Regions from separate parts of the Homo sapiens genome. Here all the other regions are linked to region 1. A link is a loop called in an ENCODE intact Hi-C map of the cell type or tissue named here. Cell type or tissue: HCT116. All regions are shown on one strand. Links, peaks and the distances in the headings refer to the core of each region. The heading gives the core; the rest is flanking DNA.

Evidence for each region. A loop is a pair of places that touch in the nucleus more often than their neighbours do. Peaks named below come from ENCODE experiments on the same cell type or tissue, not always from the same donor. Only the 100,000 strongest peaks of a DNase experiment are listed, where the experiment ranks them.
Region 2: a loop joins it to region 1, with 9 times the contacts of the local background. A loop is called at or near these places in 3 of 110 quality-filtered maps.
Region 3: a loop joins it to region 1, with 3 times the contacts of the local background. A loop is called at or near these places in 5 of 110 quality-filtered maps.

The regions. Positions count from the first base shown.
Region 1 is chr10:84,260,421-84,270,510 of GRCh38, forward strand. No RefSeq gene overlaps it. Among named protein-coding and RNA genes, the nearest start is that of LINC00858, 15 kb to the right of the region's middle. RefSeq lists a silencer at 4,281-4,430 and an enhancer at 8,796-9,995. In HCT116, for the core only: CTCF peaks have their summits at 4,352 (motif pointing right) and 7,309 (motif pointing right); DNase peaks (open chromatin) are centred at 4,331 and 7,321.
Region 2 is chr10:84,607,376-84,617,465 of GRCh38, forward strand. No RefSeq gene overlaps it. Among named protein-coding and RNA genes, the nearest start is that of CCSER2, 280 kb to the left of the region's middle. In HCT116, for the core only: CTCF peaks have their summits at 6,212 (motif pointing right) and 6,465; DNase peaks (open chromatin) are centred at 6,186 and 6,496; H3K27me3 peaks cover 1,342 bases.
Region 3 is chr10:84,711,235-84,721,324 of GRCh38, forward strand. No RefSeq gene overlaps it. Among named protein-coding and RNA genes, the nearest start is that of CCSER2, 390 kb to the left of the region's middle. In HCT116, for the core only: a CTCF peak has its summit at 4,822 (motif pointing left); a DNase peak (open chromatin) is centred at 4,817; H3K27me3 peaks cover 1,991 bases.

The DNA.
Region 1 (10,090 bases), core at 1,117-9,116:
TGGTAAGAGATATGGGTCCAGTTTCATTCTTCTGCATATGGCAATTTAATTTTCCCAGCACCATTTATTGAAAAGGTGTCCTAACATCACTCCTTCTAAATCCTCTAACCCTTAACATAAGGATGTTAACATGGACATCACAGGGTTGTTGTGAGGCTTGAAGATAACATGTACTCACTAAGCACATAGAAAATACTCATTAAAACAGAGCTGTTCGTTAAGTCTTGGCCATGCCTTGCAGGGACTCAGTCTTACATAGAAAGGGGTAAAAGCCCCAGGGTTTGCTTATGGGACCTCAAGCCAGGCTGCCAGCATTCAAACACCATGTATTAAATCGTGATCTGCTGCCCGTCACTTCCTCTGCCTGTGCATCGTTTCCCAAGTTGGGAGGTGAGATGATGGAAGTGGCAACTTGACTACACAGAAAGGACCAGAACATTCCCTGTCATGGTAAGTGCTCATGGAGTATCAGCCACCAGTACATGCCAGTCAAAGACAGCCTCTGGTAATACGGGGCTAGGCCTGCACATTACTTTAAAATGTTTTGAGGTTTGTTGCCAACATTTAAAAATCAGGACAGTTTATTTAAATCCAGATGTCAGAAGATGAGGCTTTACCCGGCTGCCTTCCTACATTGTTACAGTTTGTAGAGCTCAGGGCAGCTCGGCCCTTTGCCCAGGACACATGCTCTTGTGTCAACCTCAGTGCCTGTGTCCCCTGTTGATCCTGTGGGCCTCTGGGTTTGTGACAAGAGCCATCCCGAGTCCCCAAGAGAAAGAGACGAGGCCGAACACATCAGCGTCCTCATCTGTGCTCAGAGGAGAGGCAGGGAGGAAGGTGGTTTGGTTAGGCTGCTTTCAGGGATGGCTTAAGCTCAAGCCTTGCATCCCCAAGGCTTCCCGCAGGAGTGAAAGGAGGGCTTGGGAATGGCCACCCTGGCCTGGGTTGGCAGGAGATGGGAAGGGCTGAAGCAGCACCTGGTGAGGAATGACCAGAGTCCCGCCTGAAGCTACTCACTTCAGAAGCCCCATGTCGGCCCACACCCCCCAATTCCCACTCATGGAGTGGGCTTGGGGAGACTCATCACCTTCAGGCTCTTCTGCCCATGTTCCCAAGCACTTTTAGGATCTTGTCCCCTGTGACACTGCGTGCAGGGCTTCTTCTCTGCCCTCCTTCCCACTCACCCCACAACCTCCCCTGCACCCCTGCCTTCTTTTAAGCAGCTCAGCTGCCTCTGGGGGAAGAGGACAAAGAAAGTGGCTGAATCCTGTCTGAAGTCCACCTCCCTGTGGGCCCTTGGCACAGTCCCTGAGCTGGGATAGGAATCAGAGTCCGCCCATCCCTGGCACTTGGCCTGGCAGAAGTTAGACCACAGCCCTCAAAGGCCTAAATCCTTCTCAGGCTCGCTTTGCTCTGCGCAACCCCTAAGGTGATGGATTCACAGTCCTCAAGCTCTCTGCTGATTTTCTACAATGAATATGTACCACTTTTGCAATCACAAAAACATGTAAAGAGTAATGTTACTTCTACCTCCTTCAAGTGTTTTATCCCTGGCTGTAGTTGTATGTTCCCTGCAGAGCCTGTGGGCCTCTGGGTTTGTGACACTAATGCAGGAGTCCCCATCCCTGAATGTATATCTGTATATCTGGTGAGACCCGGGGCCCTGAAGGGAAATGGAGATGGTGGGCAAGGTGACTGAGGAAGTCTGATGATGAAGGCGCAGCTGACCCAGGACCGTGGAGGCAGGAGAAAGCAAGCTCCGTCCCACAGAGCGGAGGGGAAGAATAGATAAGCCCCATCAGTCTGAGTTTGCTGAGCGTCATTCCCCACCAGCCTTCCTCTCCTGCCTCCCTCCTAGGCTCCTCTGGAGCAACTGCTCACCCTTTCCTGGGCACCCCTTGGTCTTTTTTCTCCATTCACTTGTGACCCCTTAATGCCACCCCCTGCAGACACAATGAATTTTAGGGGGACACACCAACAAGGTCCCCCCGCCCATGTTAGTCATCACTAGCACCACAGTGCTCTCTCCAAGTTCCGTGCAGCCCTGGAGAACTGGGGCCACATTGTGGAAAGGGGAACAAGAGCAAGGTGAGAAGACTGAGTCTGGAGAAGTCAGGAAGGAAGAAAGAAGGGTGAAAATAGCAGAGACTGTGCTAGAGCCTCATCTGCAGAGCTCGAGGGCTCAGGGCATCTTCACTGGAGGCCCGGGGAACCAGCCTAACTTCTCCTGCCCTGGCCTCTAGCCACACTCTACACTAAAGACCACATTGATATGCAGACACACAGACTGGACTTGGAAGAGGCCACCAGGAGGTGGACGTCCAGAACCAGCAAGCATCAAGCACCAGAAAATGTCACCTCCAGCAATCACTTCCTCATTTGTAAGCCAGCATCCATTTGACCCCCTGAATCCCTGTCTGTGTCACTTAGTTCTGACATATTCACCTATCCATCCAATACGTATCTACTGAACAGCTGCTGTGTGTCAGACACGTGCTCGATGCGACGACGCAGTACCAAGATCCTTTCCAGATACTGCCAGAAAATGTCCACTGCCTCTTTGTCTCTTCGTTACATTTGTGAGTAAAATACAGGTGTTAACAATAGCTAGGAAATCAAAGATAGAAATTACGGTACAGCCATGTCCAAGTAAGTGAAATCAGGTATAATAATAAGGTTATCAAGATAGCCCAGAAATTTCCTTCAGAATCTCTGCAAGTCCTTATCACAAAACTAAACAGTTATCCCTGGCTCTAGATAAATTAAGCGTGCACTCTATGCTTCATTGTGTACTTGATTTAATTGTATTTCAAGAGAATTATCCCCCACTGAATTTCAATGTGTAGCCAATTTTAGCCCCATTCTGGATTTTTAAAATTTTCTGTTTGACTTGGAAATCACCATTTTTTTTCTTTTGTTTCTCTATTTTTTTAAAACCACATAGTCCTATGTAAGAAAACCACCATGATTTCTAAGAACAGTTTTCCCTAAATTGGCATCCACAGAGGAAGGCCCCATAACATGCACTCCTGTAGTGTGACCAGGCCTTGCCATCCCCTCGCTGGGTAACCTTGGGAGTCAAGACCCCCTCTGGCCCATCCCCTCTATCATCTCAGTCCCCCAGGGCTCTGACACAGGCAGAAGATTCTCAAACACTATCGAATTTTTTTTCTCCAAACTAGATGTTTGTGGTGGACTGAATGTTTGTGTCCCCTGAAATACCTATGTTGAAACCCAGTACAGTTAAATGAGGTCATAAGAGCGGAGCCCTGATCCCATAGGATTGTGTCCTTATGAGAAGAGACACCGGAGAGCCTGAGCTCCCTCTTCTCCCACCCCAAGCATATGTCCAGGAAAGACCATGTGAGCTCACTGTGAAAAGTTGGCCCAGCCCAAGGAGAGAGCCCTTACCAGACACCAACACTGCCGGCAACTTGATCTCCGACTTCCAGCCTCCAGAAATGTGCAAAATAAATTTCTGTTGCTTAAGCCACCCAGTCTATGTATTTTGTTACAGCCGCTTTAACAAACTAATACAGTGTTACATCAAAGCTCATCATTGAAACAGATGATAATGGAGGGGACCAACAGCCCAACTGGTGCCCCCAGCCCAGGAACACCCAGTGCCACTTCTGCAGAACCCGGGGATTGTAAAAATCCCATTTAAAAGTTATAAAATTTGGCTTCTAAGATCCCCTCCCACTCTAAGATCCATTGATTCTAGAATGTATTTGAGTTCTTTCACAAAGAAATGTAAGTACCGTAGAATATTATCACCCACCTCATCCTCTTGCTGGGAAAGATGGCTCTGCCTATTGCCAAATGGACTTGACATCACAAATAAAGTAGAAAGTTGTAACCAAGGTAAAGGATTGGCCCCTTCCGGAGACCTTCACTGGCACAATTTTCCTGGGGAGGGAAAGGGCTGTGCATTTGATTGTCTAGCAAGAAAGTAGATACCAACTAGATACTGCCTGAACTATACAGTATCTATATTCCCTGTTAAAGGGAAAAGGGATCCCACAAATTTTCTATATAGATAAATAAATTCATTGGCAAAGAAGTTGGCCTAATTTATTCATATCTTTCTTTTTGCCTCATAATTAATAGAATTTCTGCTGTTCTCCCTGTCAGAGATACTCCTGGTCCAATTCTCTCAAATACAAGCTCACTCTCCTTCCCACCACAACTGTCTCCCTTCTTGTGTTCCCTGTGTATGTAAATATCACTATTATCTGTCCTGTCATCTAAGGTAAATGAAGAGAGAAGGGAAAAGCAGAGATCCGACATGCATAAATACTCGCACTGGGCAGAATGTGAGGGTGGCGCAGTGCTCAGCAGGTACCACAAGGTGGCAGTGCCCTCTCAATGATCAGTACATCCTGAGCTGCCAGCCCTGATGGTAGTGCCTCTCCGCAGAGCCTGGGGGTCTCCTGCTGAGGCCGCGTGGGTGGGTTATTGATTCCTGCAGGATTTCCGACACGTTTTCCTTTGCCTGCTCGTGATACAGACGAAACCTGACACTTAACTGTTTCTACCTCAAATGATGACATGATTCCACATCTCTCTCTTTCTTAAAGGAAACACAGTGTCATGCACGTTGGCCAGAGGAGTCTTTGATGGCCCCATGGAGTCAGTCCCTTTTCTCTGTCTATAGAACAGCCATTGAATGTCTAGCCAAATGGAGGCCTCCAAAGCCCTGCACACCACAGCATTTTGATAAGAGGTCTGGGCCTGGGTTTTGTCTTTGTCTGACTGATAAGTCAGGGCAGTCCCTGGATTTCTCCAACCTGGGACTGTTCATCTGAAAAGTGGTGGTGATTAGCCCTCATGCTGTGATCATAGGTGGAAGAACACTGCAAACTATGGGGTGTGGGGCAGGAGGGTTCGGAGAAGCACCCCACTCCTCAGGCAGAGGCACAATAAATGACATTTGGCAATTGTGGGCAATGTTTCTAAGGTAACGAGGGCTGGGAAAGCACTGGGTGAAGGCCAGAGATATAATCCTTAAGTCTTCCCTCTGTTCTCGGTTGAGGTAACTTGCTGCTCCTCTCTTAAGCTGCTCCTTGGCCCCAACATCACACACCTGCTCTTCCCTCCATCCACCTGGCAGCTCTCACAATGGCCTCCATTATCCCCTGCACAGCATCCTCAGCTCAGCTGCCCTGCCCTCTGCAGCTGTCCAACACATGCACCGCCTTCGCCTTCTAGATCACAGCCAGCTTGGCAGATTGGAAAGGGCTCAGCTTTGGGTGTTGGAAATCCCTGGGCATGAATCCAGGATTTACCATTTATTCAATGTGACAAAGATTCTCTGCTTGACCAAACTCGAGTCAGGCTCTTGAACCTTCTTCTAGGCCCATCTCTGAACTTCCTTGTAACACCCAGTTGTAGCAAAGAACCCTATTAAGTTAGTTTAGCAAGAACCATCAGCCCTGGATATCTGATCAGGTTCCTCAGCCTGCACCATCCCCCAGGTGATTTCTGATCACCCTGGCCTGTCTTCAGCAAGAATCTTGTTCGATAGGTTTAGCCAGAATCCCTTTTATTCTTGATGTTTCATCTTAGTAATTTTCCATCCAGCAAACCACACCCTGCTCCTGGGCTATCGTTTCCGACTTGTCCATCTCTCTCACCCATTGCAACATTCCATTGCAGCTGTCCCTACACCTATAGCGATGGTCCTGAATAAAGTCTTTACCATGCTTTCACAAGTGTCATCGAATAGTATTTTTTAACAAATGTCTAAGCAAGTTCGAGCAAATTTTTTATCTCTGAGTTTGTTCCACATCCACAAGAATGGACTCATTTGGGTGGCATACTTTAAAGCACATGGTACCCGGTAGGTGCTCAATAGATATTAGATATGTTCCATCAGGGACTTCATCATCTACTCTTTGCTGTCACTCAAGAAAAGGGTGTGTAGGAGAATTGTGATAATTGACTGGCGATTACACACCACAAGTGTCCCAACTACTCCCTCATTTAATCCCCACAACATCCTCACAAGCACAGTTCTCAACTTCGTTTGCAAATTTGAATCACCTGGTTCCTGGTGACTCAATGTGTTATCCCTGCACTGGAAGCCCCAACCTCATTTGGGAGCTTGTTCGAAATGTCTCAGGGTTGGGCGTGGTGGCTCATGCCTGTAATCCCAGCACTTTGGGAGGCTGAGATGGAAGGATCACTTGAGTCCAAGAGCTGGACACCAGCCGGGGCAACATAGTGAGCCCTTGTCTCTGTAAATACATACATACACACATACATACATACATACATACATACATACATACATACATACATAAAATAAAAATTTTTTAAAAAGAAATGTCTCAGGCCCTCAAGTCTCAGGGCCCAGCTCAGAACTCCTTAATCCAAATCTTCATTTTAACGACCCCTAGAGTTGGTTTGTGTGCACCTTAAAACTTGAGAAGCCCCAGAGAGCCTTACAGATTATAGCTGTCTAGGTCCCTGGCACAGAGATTCTGATGTGGTAGGTTTAAAGGGCTGGCTGGCTTGGGCTTTTTAAGCTCCCAGGTGATTCTGATATGCAGCCATGAGTGAGAACCACCACTTTTGGGGAGTGGTATGAACAGTTCTGTTTCATGAAGAGTGATTTAACTGAGATTTACTCTGAGTTATCTCTGAGGCCATTGTTTGCTGTTTTATATTAATATATATTTCTCTCTAGGTGTTCATTCTTCTTCACTTGCTCTTGTTCTATGGCTTGCTCTCATCTTTCTCTTACTAATTCTCCCAAATTCCAAAGACCATAGGCCAGCAGGAGAGCCTCAGCCCAAGGCTTTTTATTTTATTATCATGATATCATCCACAAGATAATAGGGCCAGGGCTTTTAGTGGGCGCACTAAAGAATAAGAGGTTAATAATACTGCTGAAGGTCATACAGTAAATGAGAAAGCTTGGTTTGTGCCTCCTGGCACAGGGATTTTTGGATATCAGTGCAGGCAATGCACATCCAAGATGCTGTAGAGCAGCACTTCTCAAACTCTTCGGTGCACACAAATCACCTGGGATCTTGTTAAATGCAGACTCTGGTTCAGTAGGCCTGGGTAGGGACCAAGGATGCATTTCTAACAAACTCCCAAGTAAACCGATGTTACTGAGTTGCAGTGTGTTCAGCCAAAGCAACCGATTATGATCCTAGCTGCTCCTCCATCACTTCCCAGCCTCTGACTGGGTGTTCATTGTCTCTCACCTGCCAGATGATTCAGATCAATGTTTCAAGTTGTGTCATTGGACTGAGCTCTGAAAACCTCCATGCCAGGCCTAAGATGCCACTGGGTGGCGCTCTGGTGCACCTCCCTATGGCATTTCCTGTTGCCGCACAGCTGTTGGGTGTTCACCATTCAACAACAATTCAACAAATATTTATTGAGCCTAACTGTAAGTCAAGTTTAAACAAGACAGACAAGGTCCTCATGAGGGGCTTACATTGTACTGACAATAAACAAGTAAATGTATAAAAGAAATCGTTACAAATTTTGATAAGCACTTTGGAGGACATAAACTAGGGAACAGATAGGGAAGCTGGGAGAGGTGGTTGGGAAAGACCTCTCTGAAGAGGTGATATTCAAGCTGTGACTTAAACGATAATAATAAGGCTGTCAGGTGAGGGCAAAAGGAAAATATTTCAGGCAGAGGGAACAGCAAGTGGGAAAGGGAGTGGCTGTTCGAGGAGAGGCATGAGGCTGGGGCAGAAAGCCCAAAGAGAAGCAACGGGAGACGCAGGGGACATGTCCATCCAGTAGGGCTGGCTGGGATGGGGAAGGGGAACAGTGAGTTTTATTTTAAGAGCAAATGAAAATCTTTGAAAGGTTTTCATCAAGAAAGTAACCAGATCTGGTTTCCATTTTTAACTGATGTCTCTGGCTGCTGTTTGGGGGCTACATTGAACAGTAGAGGCTGAAAATTGAAGTAGGGATTGTTACAATAGTCCAGACCAAAGATGCTGCTGCCTTGAACTAGGTGGTGGTGACGATAACAGTGAGATATGGACAGATTTGTTACACAGTTTTAGAAACAGATGTTACATGACTTGCTAGTGGTTTAAGTAAGTTTATCAGTTTGGGTGCTTTTGATTTCAGGTAACAGAAAATGTAAATATTAACAGTCTGAAAAATAAGTGCAACTTACAGATTCCCACAAATGAAAAGTGGAAGAGTGGAAGCTTCATGCAAGGTTTGATCAGGTCTCCAGGTTTATTTTTCTGTGATTCTCAGGTCTGCCCTTTCTCTCTCCCACTCTCTATGTGTCCATTTATTCTTACGCTAACTTTATTAATAACTCCAAGATGGCTCCTAGAACAATATACGTACATGATTGTGAGTTAGTTCTGTTCACATATAGGAGGAAGCAAGCATCATTCCCAATAACCATAAAATAAAAATCTTGAGTTGGGGCTTGATTCGACCACTTCTAAACAAATCCCTGTTTCCAGGAGAATTAAAATGATAGTTGGCTTAATACTCCCATTAATCCCCAGCTGCCAATGGACTGATTAGCTTAGCTTAGATGGGATTTATTGGAAACCATCACCATAGGTAAGAGGGTGAAATTATTTTAATTTGCTTGTACCAATAAAGGTACGGGTGTAGTCAGACCTACACAAATGACATAGTTGCTGAGTAGTGGGAGAGGGCAGAATGGATGCTGTAGAGAAAATTTCCATTTCCATTTGTAAATGAGGTGAGAATCGAGGACATGGGAGTACATAAGGATGGTACCTAGGGTTTTGGAGGTGCCATATACCAAGATGAGGAAGACAAACCAGGCTTGGGGGAGAATAAATACAGATGCCTCTTAGATACTCAGGTATTTGGATCTAGTGAGCATTTAGGTCTAGTGAGCATCTGGAAATATGAGCAAGAGCTGAAGGGAGTTGTCCTGGGTGTAGTCACATGGCATCATGTAGTCACATGGCAGGTGTGGGACAGAGTGACAAACTTTCAGCCACTTAGCACAGCCTCTCCCTGCCAGCTCGGGAATCAGAAGAAAAACCCTGTGATGAGAAGGTTAGAACTAGTGATTCTCTAAACCAAATAAAGCCATGAGCACCAATATTCTGCTACTAAAGGAATAAATGAAGATCTAAATGAATACATTACAATTACACATCTCTTTCATGTCTTTTGTTTGAGCGATCCTCAGAACAATGAAAGAAAGGTAGCAGGAAGAGAATTTAGAATCCCATTTTTCAGATGAAAAAGCTGAGATGTGCACAGGTTAAGTGGCACCCCAAATCCACCAGAACCTGAGTTTGGAATCCATCCTCTTGATCCTAAATCTAGTCCCCACGCCCTGCAGATCCAAACATCTATGATCAGATAAATCTATTCATGGGGACAATATATCTACAACCAAAGATATTCTATGACTCAAGTCAGCACATGCTAAGAATTTTTCAGATGCTGTGGAAGGTGACTTAACAGGGAGGCAGCAGGTGACATAGAAAGAATCTTGGTCTCCTGGTCAGAACAGACACCCACTTTGGAGTTCCAGCTTTGCTGTTCCCTTCCTGTGTGACTTTGGGTGAATCACTGAATTTTTGTGGGCTGCATTTTCATTTATGATGGGTTGGATTACATCAGTCGTTTTCAAACTTTTTTTAAAAAACTGAAGCAATCCTTAGGTCACTGGTTAAATTCCTGCTGGAAGTAGGTGACTTATGCTTCAGCTGGGCATTGTGGCTCACACCTGTAATCCCAGCACTTTGGGAAGCCGAGCCAGGCAGATCACTTGAGGTCAGGAGTTCAAGACCAGCCTAGCCAACATGATAAAAACCATATCCATTAAAAATACAAAAATTAGCCAGGAATGGTGGCGTGTGCCTGTAATCCCAGCTACTTGGGAGGCTGAGGCAGGAGAATCGCTTGAACCTGGGAGGTGGAGGTTGCAGTGAGCTGAGATTGTGCCACTGCACTACAGCCTGGATGACAGAGCAAGACTTCATCTCCCCCCACCACCGCCCCCACAAAAAAAATAAAAAACCTGAAGCATTTTCTTTGAGAAAAAAACACACACACACACACGAGGAAATATAAATAAATTAAAGAAATCCCAGCATAACTT
Region 2 (10,090 bases), core at 1,430-9,429, 350 kb after region 1:
CTAGGCGGGGCTGTCCCCTCTAGAAAGTGCTTACATGTTTGTTAAAGCAAGAAATGAGTAGACAGGTGCAGTTGTTACAGTGTCACTTGTGGTCCTGGGTGCCAAGACAGGGCTAGGAGAGTTTTCTGATTAAAACTCAGAGGTGAAGCCTGTCACCCAGCAGGCTTATGTTTTAGGACTGGGTTTGGGTTTGGAGGTTGCAGAGCTGAATGCTGCAGACCAGCTGGGGAAGGAAGGGTCGGCTTCAGGCTGTAGCCTGTGCCTTCTCCAGGGAAATTCAGGCGACGTGAGAATGGAGAACTGGAGGGCAGACACAACAAACCCGGCTGCCCACGCCGGGAGGAGGAGTTTTCCCCAGGTGCACTCCCTCTTGCTGTGAGGCTCCAGCCAGCTCTGTGGAAGGGAGACTTGCTCCAGCCCCATGCCCTTTGAAGTGTGCATGAAACTGGGCAGTGTGAGCAGTTTTCAAGCCACGCTCAGGTTTTAAATATTTTTGCCCCTCATTGTAAAGCGATGCATGTCTATCGTGGAAAAGTTGTGAAATACTGAAAAGTCAAAAGAAGAAGAAAAGGCACCCATCAGCCCCTCATCCAGGAATAACCCCTAATTAAGCAATTGGATTTTCCTTTCTGGCTTTTTTCTGTGAATTTCTTCACAATGTTGATCTCATGTTATGATGACCACATTGTGTCCTTTGTTATTGTTGTTTGTTTTACATATAAGCATTTATTTCTGTGGCCATGAAATATAATTTTTAAGGGTTTTGTAATATTCTATTTCTGAGCAAGTCACAATTTGCTGAACAGTTTTAGGCCGGGATTTTAAGTATGTTCACAGCAACGCAACCACCCTTGGGACATGAAGAAAGGGTGGTGGTGGTCAGGACCACGCTGATTCAGGAGGGTGCCCGGAGGTGGCCCAGGATCCCACAGCATCTGGTTATGCCCTGACTGTGACTAAGAATGAAACCAGATGAAAGAGCTGACACAGAAGAAAAGGTACAAATCTGGGTTACAGGAGGATGTAGGTTTGCATTCTGTTTGTCAGTTTTACTGGTTGCAGGACTTAAAGCAAGTTATTCTAGCCTGCTGGGCTTCAGTTTTTTAGTCTAAAAAATGGGGTGATAAATAATTGACTCAAAGGATTGTGCTAAAAACATAAAGTATATCATAGGCAACATGGAAGTGTTTAAATATATAACTAAAAATACACTAAATATGTAATATGTGCTGTATGGTATAATTTCATCCTATATAAATAGAATATAGAAAATATGGTGTAAGCCCTGGAAAACAGATGTAACTTATGTGAGAGAATATAGAAAGGCCTCAGAACAGTGTTTAGCACAGAAAATAGGTCCTAATATCTGTTAGAATGAGGAGTGCTCCTTTTTGACTTAGCTGAAATGATGCATGAACAAGCTTGTTTGGAATCACTGCTGTTTCATGGACCAAATTTAACAGAGGAGGAAGGCCAGGAAAGGCCAAGTCAGTGAGCTTGGCAGTACCTGACCTCGTCTGGTCATTTCTCTGCAGAGCTAACTCAAGCTCTCAGCTGCTTTGTTGAGCAGGGAGAGCATTTGATGGTTTTTCCCAATTTCCTCAAACCCATGACCTCCCATTTCATTTTCCAACTGGCCATTTTCAAAGACTGAAATTATGGTTTTGTGTTTTGCTGTTGGCTCTCTGAATTGCAGAAAAAGCTTTGAAAAATGTACTAGCTTCTGCCTGGTGGCAGAGGAGCTGGGTTGCCCTGGCACACACTAGAGGGATTATCTGGAAAATGAACACACCATCCACTGGAGTTCTCCCAGTGAAATGTCAGGCATTCAGGAATTCAGCCAGATTCCACCTGAGAGGGGGACACATGGAAAGAGCTGGGCTTCCAGACTTCAAAGTACCCCAATCTCAGGTCCCTGTGGGTGGGGACTAGTTAGAGGTGTGGCCTGAATTATAGCTTCATCACCTATAACTGTTAGGTCCTTGAGCAATTCACTTATCCTTATTATAGAATGGGTACAATGCCACCCACGTAGTAAGGTTGTTGTGAGGACAAAGTAAGACTACATATGTAACATGTCTAGGAGAATTCCCTTTCCTCCCATTTCCTCCTCTCTCTGCTCAAGATGCATTCGCAGTCTGTCAGCACTAAGCTTTCACACACTTATGCACACAGGCACATATGCACTCAATGTATGCATACCTAGGCATGCAAACACACATACACATCCATACACAGGCATACATACACACAGGTGCATGCACAGGCACACACATGCACAGACGCAGCATGCATTCCTAGGCTCACGCTCACACACATGCAAACATGTACACACCCACATGCAGAGTTACACGCATGCATGCACACACACATGCAAAGTTACATGCAGGCACACAGACACATTTATGCCCTCAACAAATGCATACACAGGCATGCATGCACACAGGCACATACACAAGCACACACATGCATAGGTGCAAACATGCATTCATAGGCTCACACAAATGTGCACATGTGTGTACATCACATGCAAACTTACATATGTGCATGCACACACATGCATATATGTGCCCACGCCCTCATTGATCTAGTCAGTTCCCTAGATATGACATGAAATTTCGCCTCTGTGTGCCTTTGAAAGCATTCTTTCCTCACTAGGAAAATTATCTTCAGTTCTTCATCAGAAAACTCCTCTCCATCTTGTCTGATCCACAAGTGTCATGTCTTCTGTGAAGCATCTCCTGCCTTCCCTAGACAGAACTATTGGTTCCTTCTTCATTTCCCTAGGAACCTGTGAGCAGATTGAAGGGATATCTCTTACTCATCTTTGGATCCCCAGCATCTGACACAGAATTAGGGCTCCTGAAATGATTACTGAATGCTGAAAGGGCAGGGGCAAATTCCATTCCATCAGGTTCCTCGGTCTGTGATCCTTTTAAAGAGGTTTGGGGGCCAATTTCTGGGGAGAAGTGCTGTTTTAGTAGCCCTTAGAAGAAAGACAGGTGTCTTATAGGAGCCAGATTCAAGGCTCGACAGGTGGAAGGAAAGCAGAAGAGAGGGAAGAAATGTTTTGTGCCCAGGATTCTGCCAGCTCAGGCATGCCTGGGACCAAGGACACAGCCTGGGGAAGTAGGGAAAGAGGACAGGAGAGAGGAAGGAGGAAAGAAAGATAGATATATGGACCCATAAGTAGGAAATATCATGCCAGGTGTCCTGTGAGAGTAAGATGGTAAGAAAGGAGATCTGCCCCTTGAAGGTGGGGGATCTGGCAGGTTCAGACAACGGCAGGGAATGGGAAGGAGGTAGGGTGATAGGCTAGAAAGTAGAATTAGTGGTTCTTAAAAGTTTTGGTCTCTTGGCACTTAAAAAAATTTTTGGAGCTCCAAAGAGTTTTTATTTATGTGGGTTGTATCTATCAATATTTACCATATTATAAACTAGAACTGAAATTTTTCAAATATATTTATGAATTAAAAAATAAAATAGCATAATACTTGTACATACGATAATATTTCAAATAACTATATTCTACTTCAAAAGATTATTGAGAAGAATAGCATTGTTTTATATTTTTTTCAACTTTTACAAATGTCTGGCTTAACAGAAGACAGGTTTTCATTTCCATCTTTGCATTCAATTGAATAGATTCAATAAAGTTTGAGCCTACCTTTTCATCCTCCAACAATTATTTCAGGTGCCGCTGTCAATCTGTTTGCATTCAATCTGTTGTGATATTCCATGCAAGTTGCCTCTGGAAACCCCTCTCTAGGCTTATGCAAGAATGAGAATGAAGAAGCTAGATTGTACTTAGTATTTTTATGCAAATAGTTTGCGTTTACAGACTCCATGGAAGGGTCATGGGTACTTCCATGGGTTTCTGAAACACACTTTGAGAACCACTGGCTGAAATAACATAAAAGTTCTGGTATTTGGAAGTTCTCACTTATAAGTGGGAGCTGAACAATGAGAACACATGGACACAAGGACGGGAACAACACATGCTGGGGCCTGTCGGCAGGTGGGGTGTGGGGAGGGAGAGCATTAGGAAAAATAGCTAATGCATGCTGGGCTTAATACCTAGGTGATGGGTTGATAGGTGCAGCAAACCACCATGACACGCATTTACCTATGTAACAAACCTGCACATCCTGCATGTGTACTCAAGAATTTAATTTTTTTTTTTTTGAGATGGAGTTTTACTCTTGTTGCTTAGGCTGGAGTGCAATGGTGAGATCTCGTTTCACCACAACCTACACTTCCTGGGTTCAAGCGATTCTCCTGCCTCAGCCTCCTGAGTAGCTGGGATTACAGGTGCCCACCACCATGCCCAGATAATTTTTTGTATTTTTATTAGAGACGGGGGTTTCACCATGTTGGCCAGGCTGGTCTTGAATTCCTGACCTCAGGTGACCCACCTGCCTTGGCCTCCCAGAGTGCTGGTATTACAGGTGTGAGTCACTGTGCCCGGTCCTTACATTTTTAAAAAATAAGTCCTGGTATTTTTTTTTTTTTTTTTGAGACAGAATTTCACTCTTATTGCCCAGGCTGGAGTGCAATGGCGCAATCTCGGCTCACCACAACCTCTGCCTCCCAGGTTCAAGCGATTCTCCTGCCTCAGCCTCCCAAGTAGCCGGAATTACAGGCTTGCGCCACCACACCTGGCTAATTTTGTGTTTTTAGTAGAGACGGGGTTTCTCCATGTTGGTCAGGCTGGTCTCGAACTCCCGACCTCAGGTGATCCATCCACCTCGGCCTCCCAAAGTGCTGGGATTACAGGTGTAAGCCACCGTGCCCTGCCAGGTCCTGGTATTTCATTGCTTTCTTTTTCAGGTGGAGCTTTACAGTATGTCTTAGCCTTGACCTGTGGAAAGGCAGACGTGCTGCTGCAGCCCTGGCTTGGCTGCTACCTGAGGGCCCTCGTGAAGCTCTGGGTCCTGGCCATGCTGTGGTGGCTTCTGGCTATACAGATAATGAGAGGAGGTGAGCAGCGGTGGGAAGGGAAGAGGAGGGGGCCCTGAGAGGGAATCAGGAGCTGAGCCTGAATCCTGAGGTCTAGGAAGGGCTGTGTGTCCCGGGGGGAGCCACTTCCTCTCCAAGAGCCCCAGCCCTTGTCTGCAGCAGGGGGTTGAGTAGATACCTAAGGGTCCTCCCAGTTAGACAGATGCTGAGATTCTGATCCGGAGTCTCACATAGCCCTGTTGTCCTGTCTGCTTTTGGGAAGGAGCTTCCTCCTGAAGGAAACTGACCATGACTATGCGAGTGGCCAGGCTCCCACTCTTATCATCCATCTGCTTCATATGGCAATAGCTTGATCGTCATTTCTTTCATTACCAAAGTATTAAAATATGTAACAATAGAAAAAAAAAGAAAAATGACAGGAATAAGCATTATAGTCCTCTTTCCTAGGGACAGCCCCTGCTGACACGAGGGGGAGCATCTTTCCAGTCTTTGTCTTGTGCTTATAGTTCATGCTTTATCTTTGCCAGATCATTTCTTCTTAAATACAGCGTTATAACGTGACTTTCAGCAATTGAATAACGTGAACGCTTTATTCTAGCATTCAAGGCTGTCTATCTTTACAGACTTGTCTTTTACGCTTTCCCTCTCTGTGTCTCTCACTCGCACTCTTGCTTCTCCCCAAATGAACCCTGTCGATCCCCTCTCATGCTGTAGAAGCCATCTCCCGGGGCTTAGCACTCCACCTCTAAACTGAATCTATTCTGTGACGCTGGGAAATTCTGACTTAATCATTCCGCACCTTGCTTCCTTGATTACTCCACAGTATCTTTTGTGTTCCTGATCTTATGTCATTTCTGAAGGCTTACCGTATCCTCTGGCTGTCTGTCCACTCTGCTTGTGTGTTCCCACAGCTGTTATTCATACCTTAATCGGCACCTTTCTCACTGTATTGTAATTGTCTGCATGCTTCTTATTTAACGCCAGTTCTGGAGCTGCCCGCAGTGTTGCACGCTGAGTATTTGCTGTCTGGGTTGAGTGTGTGTGTGCGGCTGGTCAGATGCCAGGCGCTGTCTGTGTCACCCAGTGTGTGCACATGGTTGGTTACTTGGGTGTCCTGCTAAACCATGAGCCCCCTGCAGGCAGAGTCCACACAGAATGGATCCATTCCCATTTGTAGGGCTGGGAAAAGCTCCTCCTGGCAGGGCTGGGTAGACTCTGGCCTGTGACGCTTAGGGCTGGCTGAATTCAAGACCACAAGATGTCAGTGTTGTCTCAGCCACAGAGGAACAGCCAGGGCTGTGGCTCTTATGCCTTGCCTAGGTAATTCTGTGAGTTGGGCAAAGCCCAATTTAAACAAAATATGTGTGTCTGTGTGTTATCTTTTGCCCTGTCTTCAAATCCAACAGCCAACAGAGTAGGTGGCCAGTGAATTCGTTGCTGATCATGGGTCTTGTCAAGGTACAGAGGCAACGTGTCTTTCTTGGGGGAACTGGGGGACTGCCATTCTCAGCTCTGACCTCCAGTCAGCAAGTCCAAGGGCACCGCCAGGAGCAGCACCCCTACTGGTGGTGGATGACAGAATGACAGAATTTCTGAGTTCTCACTTCTAGCTTGGAATGTCAGAAGGGTGTTGAGCAGGAAATCAGAAGGGCTGGGTCTGTCCTGACTCTGCCCCATGAAGGATTAAAAACTCAGGAAAGGCACATGATTCTCCAAGTCTCCAAGCCGCATTTTCCCCTAGATGGGCTACCTGGATTAGCAGTGAGCTACCTGATCCCCAAGGCTGTGGCTTCTGCATGTGGCCTCTAATCTATTTCCAGGTGAATGGTTACAAAGCCGTCTTCACCCTGTATCTTCGCACATGACCTAGTTGCAAATCTGTTAGTGGCCAAAACCAGCATCAGTGTTCTCATGGATGTTCTGCTATTCATTCAGTAGCAGATGAAATTCGGATTACTTTAAAAGCAATTTTTAAAAAAAATTTTGAATGGAAAAAAGTAATTTCCAGTAAATATGTTAATTTTCCTTGAACTTGTTCTTAGCAAAACTTTTTCTGTCCTGGATGCTCTCCGTAGGCCCTCTTGATTCTATTCTGGATCTTTTTTTTTTTTTTTTTTTGAGATGGAGTTTCACTCTTGTTGCCCAGGCTGGAGTGCAATGGTGCGATCTTGGCTCACCGCAACCTCTGCCTCCCGGGTTCAAATGATTCTCGTGCCTCAGCCTCCTGAGTAGCCAGGATTACAGGCATGCACCACCACGCCCGGCTAATTTTTGTATTATTAGTAGAGATGGGGTTTCTCCATGTTGCTCAGGCAGGTCTCAGACTCCTGACCTCAGGTGATCTGCCCTCCTCGGCCTCCCAAAGTGCTGGGATTATAGTCATTCTATTCTGGATCTTAATGCCATTCCAGAAAGCCAAGCACCTTAAGGCTTCACAAATATTCTGATTTTGCATAGACACTGTTGAAAAGAGCATCTTTATAATAAATTCCAAATTGATTGTATTATTTAATATCTTCTAAAGACATCACAATGACTTATTGATTTTTTGAAATTAAAATTAAAAACAAACCTACACAATTGTTTGTAATTCACCAGATGTCAGGATCTGGGATCTGCTGAAGCCAAAGCCTCATTTTAAAATGTTGAAAAAACATTTCAATGAAAAATCAATAAAATATATGACAGTAATGAAAAGATGAATAATGATCTGAAACAGACCCTTCCCTTTGATTCAATGTTATACAAAAACATTGAAAGCATCCAAAATGTAACTTGACTATAAGGTTAAAGTTGGGATTGGGAATGGGTAGAAAAGATATGGCAGAGGGAAGGAGTGCTTACTTTCCAGGTACTGTGTTAAGCACTCAAGTTCCCCAGTTGTTTACAATATATTTGAAATATGAACATATGGACTTATTTCTGCTGCTGCTATAATAATTCCTATTCACATAGTTAGATTCCCAGTGTCCCAGGTCTCATCTGCACAGCTGTAGCTGACTTGGGGAAGAGGTGACTCTAACAAGCTTGTGAGGCTGGAATAAATACATCAGTACCATGGTAGTACTCATATGTCACTTGCTTACATGCCAGTTATTCTTCTAAGCACTTTAGTTATATTTTAATCCATTTGATTCTTTTAGCAGCCTATAAGGACAGATTTACAATGATTGTTACTCCCATTTTACAGCAGGGAAAAATGTGGCTCAGAGAAAGTTGCTCAAGGTACACAGCTAGCAAGCAGCAGAGCCAGGATTTGAACCTGGGGAGTACATCTCCAGAGGCTGTGCACTTGACTACTCTGCTATGCTGAGTAATATAACCATATTACCTCTGTGGAAAAAAATAGCAGCATAAATGAACTCAGAAATTGGTACCAGGAAGCATGACATTGCTATAACAAATAGCTGACCTGAAAATGTAGATGCAGGTTTGAAACTGGTTAGAGGCTGGAAGAGTTTAGAGGTGCATGCTAATAAAAGTCTAGATTTGCTGTGGATGAAGCGTCAAGGGTGCTTCTGGTGAGGGCTTGGGAGATGAAAAGAGCCACAGAGAGAGCCTTGTCTTCTTAGAAACTATCTGAGTTGTTGTGATCCAGATGCTGGTAGAAATATGCACAGTAAAGGCCATTCTAATGAGGTCTTAGATGAAAGTGAGGAATGCCTTGCTGAAAACTGGAGGAAAGGCTATCCTTGTTAAAAAGTGGCAAATAACTTAGCTAACTTGTGTCCATGTACTAGTACCTTGTGGAAGACAAAATTTAAGAGCAATAAAATAGGTTATTTGGTGGAAGAAATCTCTAAGCAAAGTGTTGAAGGTGCAGCATGGCTTCTCTTGACTGCTTATAGTAAAATCTGAGAAAAGAAAAATGAATTAAACGAAGAATTTATAGTCAAAAGGGAAGGAGAACTTAAAGATTTGGAAAATTCTCAGCCTGGCTATGTAAAAGGAAAAATAAAAGAAAAATGAATTAAAGGAAAAATTTATAATCATCAAAAGGGAAAGAGAACTTAAAGATTTGGTATTCTTAGCCTGGTTTTATAATGGCAAAACTGCAATTACTTTTGCACCAACCTAATGATTTAAAAGATTGTTCAGGAAAGAATACCAAGGGTGTGGCCAAGTGAATGTTTGATAAAGTCATTAGCATGGATAGAAGAAAGCCAGATGCTATTCATCAAGACAATGGAAGAGTGATCCAAAATACGTTTCAGAGCTCTTCCAGGCTGCCACTTCCATCACAGGCCTGGAGTACCAGGGCCTTGAGGGCAGAATAGTTTCAAGAGAGGGGTCCAGAGGTGTGAGGCTTCAGGGCTCACTGCCCAGGGCTGCCTCAAGTCTCTGCTACTTGTATTTGAATGCAGTGCTTCTTGGCCACCCCAACAGTGGCTCAAGTAGGCCCATGTGGGGCTTGAGCCACTGTTCCAGAGGGCACAAGACAGTAAGCCTTGGTGACATACATGTGCATATGTACAGAAAATAAGAGCTGTGAGAGCATGGCTGCCTCTATCTAGATTTCAAAAGATGCCTTGGAGAGCCTCAGAGCCCTGGCAGTGAACTGCTACAGAGCAGAGCCACCACAGAGAGCTAGGACAATGCTTAGTGGAGCTGTGGGATTGGAGTCACTGCTACAGTGGGTTCTACAAAGACTTACAAAGAGCCGCCAGTGTGCAACACCACCCTGGGAGAGCTGCAGGCACCTGGCCCAAACTCTGAGAGCTGCTGTATAGGTGACACCTAGCAAAGCCATGAGGGTAGGGCTCCCTGAAACTTTGGGGGCTGAGCCCCTGCCCCAGTGTGTCCAGAAGACAGGACATGGAGTCTAATGAGACTGTTCTCAAGCCTCAAGATTTAATATTGTTTGCCTTGTTGAGTTTTAGACTTGCAACCGGTTACCCCTTCCTTCTTTCCTATGTCTTCCTTTTGGAAAGGGAATGCCTATCTTATGCCTGACTTGCCATTGTGTTTTGGAAGCATATAACTTGTTTGATTTCACAGGCTCCCAGTTGGAGGGGGAATTTGCCTCAGGATGATCCATCACTTGAGTATCACCTATATTTATTTAGATGAAACTATGGTCCTTAGACTCTGATTTGGTGCTGGAATGAGTTAAGACTTTGAGGGGATAAGA
Region 3 (10,090 bases), core at 1,316-9,315, 450 kb after region 1:
TAATCACATGCTATGAATTATTTGATGTACTTCTGGACTGTGAGCTTCATTGTAGAAGGATCAGCTTGAAATATTTACCTGGGAACCTCTGGGATTGGTGTCATCAGTGTCTTCCTTTGGGCTGGTTGGGTTCTCCAGAAAAGGCTCTTCTAAACTTCTGCAGGGAAGGTGTGGCTGGTCACTAGTGTTCTGGAGTCCAGGAAGAAAGAAGGTGGTGAATGTTTAGTATGCAAGTTTCCTTAATACATCTGTTTCCCTTGTGCTACTCTGCCCTTAAGTGTGCATGGTGTTTCCTATTCACAGACAATCTTTTTTATTCTCCCCAGATAATAATTCTTCAGACCAGCTGAGATAGGGAAGAAGCAATTTCCCAATGGTTTGTAATTGGGAGTGGGGATCTATTTTTTTTTTTTTTTTAAGAATTTATTAGGTACCAGGCATGAGTATACATTCTTAACAAATCTTAACTTACAAAGAGAGAAATGTTAAAATCCCATTTCTCAGATACAAGAACTAAAGCACAGAGTGGTAAAGTAACTTGCCCAACACTACTTAGCCAGTAAATGGCCAGCTGGAATTGGGCTCCTTATTGTATCATCTTGACAATACCACACAGTCAGCTCCAGATCTGACAGTTACACAGCTTTCAAATGATCCTCCTTTTCTTAGCTACCTCCTCCATTCTACCCCACTTCCAGAGGTGACACCTGGTGCTGCCAACTCTGAAGCCTTTTGAGGATTCTGCATTCTTCTTTGGATTGTTTCTTGGCTCTCCCTACTGTTGGCTTAGAACTGCCAAGTCAGTTACCATTCACCCATCTGCTTTCCAGCCTCCAATATCAGGGGGATGTTGTCTTCTCTCTTCGTCTCCCTGCCTTTTGAGTTTATTCTTTTTAAACAAAATCTCCTTGCTGTAGTTTCAGTGGGATTACGAGAGAGGGTGCTTTAGATGCATGTGCTCAATCTGCCATCTTTACCTTAAAATCTTGGGATGGAAGTTTCCACCACCCTGGTGTGAAGACAGATTTAATTTGAATCACAGGTTATGGAGAAATGAATGTTTCTTGCACTCTTAAATTTGTGGATACAACTTATTCTGTTTCATATGCTCTGATACATATTCTTCTTCTTTTTTTTTGAGACGGAATCTTGCTCTGTCACCCAGGCTGGAGTGCTGTGGCGCGATCTTGGCTCACTGCAAGCTCCGCCTCTCCGGTTCACGCCATTCTCCTGCCTCAGCGTCCCGAGTAGCTGGGACTACGGGCGCCCGCCGCCACGCCCAGCTAATTTTTTTGTATTTTTAATAGAGACAGAGTTTCACCGTGTTAGCCAGGATGATCTCGATCTCCTGACCTCATGATCCGCCTGCCTTGGCCTCCCAAAGTGCTGGGATTACAGGCGTGAGCCACCGCGCCCGGCCCTGATACATATTCTTATGTCTCTGAGGAATTCACACGTGTGTCTCTGTAATTTGGACATTTTGGGGATGTGTTCATGTTTCTTAAGCAGAAAATGACTCCTCAACCACCCAATCTCCACATACACATTAATGAGCTACCAAATCTTGTGAAGAATATTAACCTCTGTGGCTTTAGCTTCCTCATTGGCAGTATCCTCTTTTCCTTAAGGAATAAGCTGGCCCGTGCATCTGGCATCCTTCTGCCCCTGGCATGTTTGATTTTATGAGTCTGTGAGATTACTTAGTATATAGTGCACCCCATGTTTGCAATTTTTCCCTCTGGTGGAGGTTTCCCATGTGTGGTCCCTTTGTTTCCTGGACACAGGCATAGGTCCTTGCCAGCTGTCAGGCTTCTTCTCATCCCACTCGTCCAAAAAACTAATGTCTTGGCAGGTTTTGTGCTGAATTCAACCTCAGTTACAGCCACTTACTGACCTTCTACTCAGTGGCAGGTGCTCTCTTAACACATGCAGCACACAGAGATGAACTAGTCAAGTCCTGCTGTCCAGAAGCTAGTGATCCAGCAGGGAAGACAAACACATAGCTCAGTATCATACTAAGAAATAGGTTCTTTGATAGCAGTGAAAATAAAATGTGCTGGAAGAAGCACAGGGAAAGAGTGATGAATTTTGCCTGTAGGGATGAGGCAAAGCTTCATACACACTGTGACACATGCATCAGTTCTCACGGGAAAGTACGAATGTTCTAGGCTATAGAAATAGTGTTGGCAAAGGGGGGATGATGTGGGAGAGAGGGAGAAGAGGGAGAGCAGGGAGTGAAGTACAGTGAACATGTGTTGCTATTTTCTGCATATCAGGAGCCTAGATAGGCATGGTGGCAAAGAGGTTATCCTGAGAGAAGAGAGAAGGTTGGCTGAGCAAAAGCTAGTTACCTGGTTGAAGCCTCATTCTGGAGTTTGATTGCCTGGTTTGCAAACTTAGTTTCATCACTTACAGACCCTGTGACTCTTGGAAAGTTGCTTTACCCTTTGATATGGTTTTGCTCTGTGTCCTTGCTTGTATGTCATGTCCAGTTGTAATCCCCAGTGTTGAAGGAGGGGCCTGGTGGGAGGTGATTGGATCATGGGGGCAGATTCTCCCTTGCTGTTCTGGTGATAGTGAGTGAGCTCTCATGAAATCTGGCAGTTTAAAAGTTTGTAGCACCTCTCGCTTTGCTCTCACTTTGCTCTCTTCCTCCAGCTCCAGCTATGTGTAAGATGTGCCTCCTTCCCCTTTCCCTTCTGCCGTGATTATAAGTTTCCTAAGGCATCCTCAGCCATGCTTCCCATACAGCCTATGGAACCATGAGCCAATTAAAACTATTATCTTTATCAATTACCCAGTTTCAGGAATTTCTTTATAGCAGTGCAAGAATGGACTAAGATACCCTTTCTTCAGTTTCCTTATCTGTAAAACAGGAGAGATTATACAAATAAAACAAACTGATGCATGTAAATATTTTTGCACAGTATATGACACATAGGTTAAGTGCTCAAATGATGGCTTTAATTTTATATGCCTGTTTATCTTTTCATCCTTCTATTCAACTATCCACTTCTCTTTATGTCTTTTCTTGTTGTACAAAGGTTTTGACAGACAGAAAAAGGTATTGAAGGGCTCTCAGGGAGAGTACGATGAGTTCAGTTTTAGATGTTATGAGTTTGCTGTGCCTGTGGGATACTCAAGTGGTGATGTCAAACAGAGATTTTGAAAATTTGGTTCCAGGTGTTCATAGGAGAGGTCAGAGTTGGAGATATGGATTTGTGAGTGACAGGTGAAGTCAATGGCGGGAATGAGATTAGAATTGGAGGGGAGATTGGGAATGAAGTCTAGGGCATTAGTACCTTGATGAACTTCTCCATTTCAAAGTAGAAAGAGGAAGAGGAGAGAGGGAAGGTGTATTACTCTGCTTGGGCTGCCATAACAAAATACCAAATACTGGACAGCAGCATAAACAACAAGAGTGTCTTGTTTCACAGCTCTGGAGGCTGAAAGTCCAAAAATCAAGGTCCACAGGGTCAGGCTCTGTTGAGGACTCTTTTCTTGGCTTGCAGATGGCCACCTTCTCATTGCATCATCATGTGGCCTGTTTTTGTTGTGTGCAAACAAGGAGATGGAGGGAGAAGCAGGAAGAAAGAGAAAGTGGGAGAGAAAGAGCTCTCTGGTGTCTCTTCTCATAGGAACACTAACCGCATCTGATCAGGGCCCCACCCTTATTACCTCATTTAACCTTGACTATCTCCATAAAGTTGCTATCTTCAAACACAATCACATTGGAGGTTGGGACTTGAATTGTGTACCCCCTCCCCTAACTCATATTAGGGGAGGGGGGACCCAATTCAGCTCATAGCAGAATGTGACTTAGAAAAATAGAAGAGGTAAGGAAGAATTTGAGGGACAGCAGGGAAACTGGGGGATGAGAGAAGTTCTTGAAAATGCAAGGCCAACAATGTCAAAAGATGCAGTAATAATAATAAAAAAAGAATAGCTACAATGTCATGTGTAACTATTGTGGGTAACCCTTTACATGAGTTACTTCGTAATTCCTCATATCATCCTGTGCTGTCAGTCCCTTTTTGAGTTGAAGAAACTGAAGTTGGTAGAAATTGAGTAATGTGATGGCGCTTCCCCAGCTGGTTAGTGGAGAGCCAGTTTTCAAACATGGGTTTCTGATCCCAAGTTGTGTATTATTTCCATTGTGCTCAGTTGCTCTCCTGGCGGGAGGTTGATGTTGAGAAGAGGTCACAGGGTTGGAGGGGTTTTGGGATGGGTCAGTGATGGTATGAGAAAAAGGGTGCTGGTCTAACTTAGGCCCATGGGCTATATTTTCTGACCCTTGCTAAGAGAAACATAACTGTGACTGTAAAGAGAGAGGGAGGTTAGTGGCTGGTTAGGGATGGGTCAATGGTGGTATGAGAAAAAGAAGGGCAGGTTTCAGGATGTGGGTTATACGGGGAAGTGGGGAAGTGCAGCCTGGTAAATCTTAGACCATTGTGCGGATTGTAAGTGCCCTTTGACATGTTGTCTATTCATGGGAAAGATGACTCTATAGTCAGTAGCTCTAGGAAGCCCAGCATTCTGTGTTTCTTGGTATCAGAACGCATTTGCACAACATTGGATGTTTTCTTCCCTACCCTTGCTTATTGGAGCTGCATCGCTGGCCAAAAGCTCTGCATGGGTTTTGACTGCAGGCAGGTGCAACCCAACAGCACCTCACCTCAAGCATGCACCTGTACCTGATGCTGCCTGCTGTCACCATGGGTCTCTTCTCTGGTTCCCACAGGTTGTTGGATACATTTCCCCCTGATTCCTGCATTACACACAATCCTGCAACGTGGTGTACACAGGAGCCAGCATCTGCCCCCTAGTGGCAGCCAACTTGGCAGTGCAGCCTCATTTTCCCTCTCTGCTTCCCCCGCCTTGTCCCTGTCATGCTCCTTGGGATTGTACTTCCTAACAAGGCACATAAGTCTTCCTAAATAGTGCAGAAATCTTCTGCCTCAGGCTCATTTCTTTTGAAAATGAAGCTTTTACATGCAGGCCATAACACCCCTTCCTTTAGAGATTCACAGTGTGTGTAAGCATAATATAGTTTCTTTTTTTTTTTTTTTTTTTTGAGACGGAGTCTCGCTCTGTCGCCCAGGCCGGACTGCGGACTGCAGTGGCGCAATCTCGGCTCACTGCAAGCTCCGCTTCCCGGGTTCACGCCATTCTCCTGCCTCAGCCTCCCGAGTAGCTGGGACTACAGGCGCCCGCCACCGCGCCCGGCTAATTTTTTGTATTTTTAGTAGAGACGGGGTTTCACCTTGTTAGCCAGGATGGTCTCGATCTCCTGACCTCATGATCCACCCGCCTCGGCCTCCCAAAGTGCTGGGATTACAGGCGTGAGCCACCGCGCCCGGCCTGCATAATATAGTTTCTAAGAATTTTTACAGAAAAAGCCTCTGCATAATCCAGAGAGCCCTAAGCTTATTAAACTTTGAGTCTCTTTTTTTATTTTAAATATTACACTAATTCAACTCCAAGGATTATAGTGTTCTACAATGTATGGGACACAGATTGAGTTTAGCTTGTGTAGTCTATTTCCAAGGGAAGGGATCAGCAAACATTTCCCTATAATGGGCCATATAGTAAATATTTAAGGCTTTGCAGGCCATAAGGTCTCTGTCGCCACTACTGAACGCCAGCATTGTAGCCAGAAGTAGGCATAGATAATGGAGAAATGAATGGGCATAGCTTTATTTACAAAATAAGGTGGTGGGCTGAATTTGGCCCATGGGCCATAGCTTGCTGACCCCTGCTAAGAGAAACATAAGTGTGAATGGAAAGAGAGGGAGGTTAGTGGCTGGTTAGGGAAAGACAGCAGAACTGAAATGAGGGAAAAATGCAAGGAAACTGAGGGTGATCTCCTCTCACTGCTAAGTGTCTCTCACCTTTCTTCGTGTGCCTCCTGAATTCCTTGATATGGTCAACAGAGCAAGCATAGAAAATAACCTCTCACCCTTCTTTGTGTGCTTCCTGAATTCCTTGATATTGTCAACATAGCAAGCATGGAAAATAACCTCTCACTTTGCCTATAATCTGTTTGGCATGATCAAGGTAGGTCAGCTGTTCAGAGTCACCTTTGACCTCCCTGCCCTTGTACATAGATGTACAGCATTTCCAGAGTCCTTCTCAGCCCTGCGTCATCAGGAGTTGATGAAAGCCTATTATTCTTGCCCATTGCTAGCATTGATCTTATGGCTCTGCCTCCCTAAGCAGGCTGCTTGTTGGTGTAATGCATCTTGGGGCAATCTATGGTGCCAGGCCCAATGGAAGAGGGGCCTGAGCGGCTCTTCCCAACCCCGGCTGGGCTTGTGGGTGTGTAAACAAGCTGTGTGGTGCAGAGCATCAAGTGTGCCCAGCATGTCCTACTTTTTTTTTTTTTAACATTTTTCTTTTCATAGTCAAGACAATAGGAATATATCATTAGGCTGATTCCAGCTTAGATATATGAGAACTGAGAAGAGGATGAATGGTAGCGGGGAGGAAAATTCATAGGCAGCCAGCACCTGCTGATGCCAGGCCCCTTAGTAGGCACTTTGCATGCTATCTCATGTAATCTTCAGAGTCTTTGAGTAAATGCTGTTGTTTTTATCTTTCTGAAGAATCAGAGATGATATATATCTTGCCCAAAGTTATATGGCTAGCATGAAGGGTAGCAGCAATAAAATTCCAGAAAGGCAACACTAACGCCTGTGCAATTCTTTCTACCTCTCACTGAGACATGCCTGCTACTTGGCATGTCTGAAAATGAAGTCCCTGTGGCACTGAGTCAGTTTCTTCCACATGTGAAGGAGTGTATGACACTGCTGTCAAGTGTAGATACATGCTGAAATTTAAGTGTGAAACCAGCTCCCTTTCAAGTTGTTCTCATGTTCTCTCATAGAACATGAGAGAAGCTATGTCTCTATTTCTCCATTCCTGGTAGCTGAACTAACTTGCCCACTCCTTGCAGCTCAACCTTAGACCTTTGGAGCAACCGTATTCAGAGAGGGTTGTGTAGAAAGAGAGTAGAGTCCATGAAACTCAAATGCCTACGTGACTAGTACAGAGCCAGCTTTTGCAGAATTGCTCTCAACAAGCTCTTTTCTCATATGCTGTTTGCATGATTTATTATTAAAATCAATGGCATTGTACTGTATCAGCTTGTCAAACCAGGGACTGACGATATGTAAAATGAACATGAAAGAAGCCATGTATGGGATGAGCAGAAGGCAGGCCTACCAACTCTAAAATGATGGGTGAGCTGAAATTTTGATGCTTCTGGTGGAGTAGTAGGCATCAGATCTGATCGAATCTGCTCTCTTGGGGACAATGAATGCTAGGTGAACTATGAGAAAGAATTTTTTTTTTAAATTCAGATTCTTATCTTTGAGGATGTGAAGACTTGTTCTGGCTTCCAAGGAAGCTAGTTTGACAGATGACAGTTATGGAACATCTAGGTGGGAAGTGGGGCTGTGGAGAACTTCCTCTGTGCTTTCTGGCAAGTCTCTGTTGTTGAAGATTATTGCAGTGCCTGCTCACTGAATTCCCAGGACATGTATGTGGCAGGCGGGAGCAGAATCTGGGGTGTACACTCCACTCTTGATCAAAACCATTAGACTTAGTGCTGAGGCCCACTGGAGAAGCCCCTGACACCGACAGCCAGCTCTCCCATCTTGGGACTGACATTTTGCTTGGCTTTGGCCTCTGACTGCCCTGATCCTGCCCACAGAAGTGACTGGATGTTGACTCTGCTTTGATTTGGATTCGTGCTCTTGATGGGAGGTGTCCATATGAGTATCCGTGAGATGGTAGAAAGGAAACTATGATGCATAAATGTGCACCACCACATGTATTCATCAGAGGTCCCCAGAGAAACAGAGCCAATAGGATATATACAGATATACATATGGGGAGGTTTATTGCAGGAATTGTCTCTTGTGGTTATGGAGACTAAGAAATCCCATGATCTGCTGTCTGTAAACCACAGACCCAGAAAAGCTGCTGGTGTAATTCAGTCCAAATCTGAAGCTTGAGAACAAGGAGCACCCATGTCTTCAGGCAAGAGAAGATGGATATCTCAGCTCAAGCAGAGAGACTGAAGCTGACATTCCTCTACCTTTCTGTTCTATTCAGACTCTCGACAGAATGGATGATGCTCATTCATATTAATGAGGGTGGATCTTCTCAGTCTACCAATGCAAATGCTAATCTCTTCCAAAAACACCCTCATAGACACACCCAGGAATAATGTTTTACCAGCTGTTGGGAATTCCTTAGTCCAGCCAAGTTGACACATAAAATGAACCACCACACCATGGGAATTGGTGGCTGTGTTAACTGGCAGAGCCTTCACAACAACACATGTTGGGTGCTCTGGCTCAGAGGCAGATATGAGTTAACTGAAAATAGTATAGGATGAGACCTGGGGGAAGTGATTAAACAATGGCCAGGCCTCCTCCTGATCACAGTTCTTGAGAATGGAGAATTCACCTCTAGCTTCCTGGGTTCATCTCACTCTAACATACATAAATGTCCAACAGTACCTTTATTTGTAATAACCCCAAACTGGAAACAATCCAAATATTCATCAATAGATAAGTGTGTAAACAAAATGGGGTACACCCATACAATGGAATACTACTTAGCAATAGCAATGAATAAACTACTGATCCACGGGACAGCATGGATGAATTGCAAAGTAATTATGTTGAGTGAAGGAAGCCAGACAAAAAGAGAGTACATAGTCTGTGATTCTAATTAGATAAAGTTATAGAAAATGCAGACTAAGCTACTATGACAGAAGGCTGGGAATGACAGGGACCAGGAAAGGGATGGAGGAATAAATTATAAAGGAGCAAGAAGAAACTTTGGAGGATGTTGAGATGTTGAATATGTTCATAATTGTGATGTGGTGTTGGTTTCATGGGAGTGAACACTTGTCAAAACTTATCAAACTATATTTTGAACATGTGCAACTTATGGTATGTGAATGATACCTCAACGAAAGTTTGTTTTAAAATCCAACTTGAAAGCCAACTTCCTTGGGCTCCACCTGTCCTCATATCAAAATTATGCCTTTCCTCTTTTTTCTACCTTCTCCAGCGGACTTCCTGAGGCCAGTGCAGGCACTAGGTTCATCTGGTTTATTATTATTCTAACGATGTCTGGCCTTAGAAAGAAATATAAATACTTATTGGCTGATAAATGCAAAGGCATGGATTTCGGGTTAGTTGTGCCCATGCTTGGATTGCTGCTCTGTCACTCATGAATGAATTTACGATCATTATGCTAAGCCTTTGTTCATTTATAAATTAGGGATAATCTGCCTCACAGAGTCATTGTGAGGAGTAAGTGTGAAAATGTTAGTGATGCACTCAGCAGAATGTTTAGCACCCCCAAGCTTTCATTCATGCTCCATTCCGCCTTAACTGGGGGCTCAATGGGGGATGTTAATGTCCGGCCCTGATGCCCACAAGGGAGACAATAAAAAAAAACCAATATTTTTGAAAAAATATGCCCAGAAGTGTGGAGCATACTGGACTGTTTCCTCCTATTCCTGAATGAGGCTCTTAGGCTGGGAATGCCCCAGAAAGCAAGGAGGTGGTTCCTCTGCAATGTACAGTCAATTGGGTTAGGGGCAATCAATGCCAAAGCATTCCTATAGAAACTCTTGAGAATCCAAGGTTAAACGTTGGGAGCCAGTGGAAACAGCATTAATCTTTCTAAAGTCACTATTGTGAAATTTTAGGACTGGTGTTCCCTAGAGAAGGGGCAGGTTGGATTTCTGAGTGCTATGTTCTGTATGTTTGTATCACCTCAAAATTAATATGTTGAAACCTAGTCACCAATGTGGGAAGTAATTAGTCACAAGGGCAATGCCATTATCAATAGGATTAGTGCCCTTATAAAAGAGCACTAGAGAATATTAGTGCCCCTAGAAAAGAGATCTCAGCTGCTTTGCCCCTTCTGCCATTTGAGAACACAATGAGATGCCGTTAATAAACCAGGAAGCAGGCTCTTGCTAGATGCTGAATCTGCTGGCACTTTGATCCTGGACTTCGCAGCCTCTAGAACTGTGAGGAAAAAATTTGTGTTGCTTTATAAG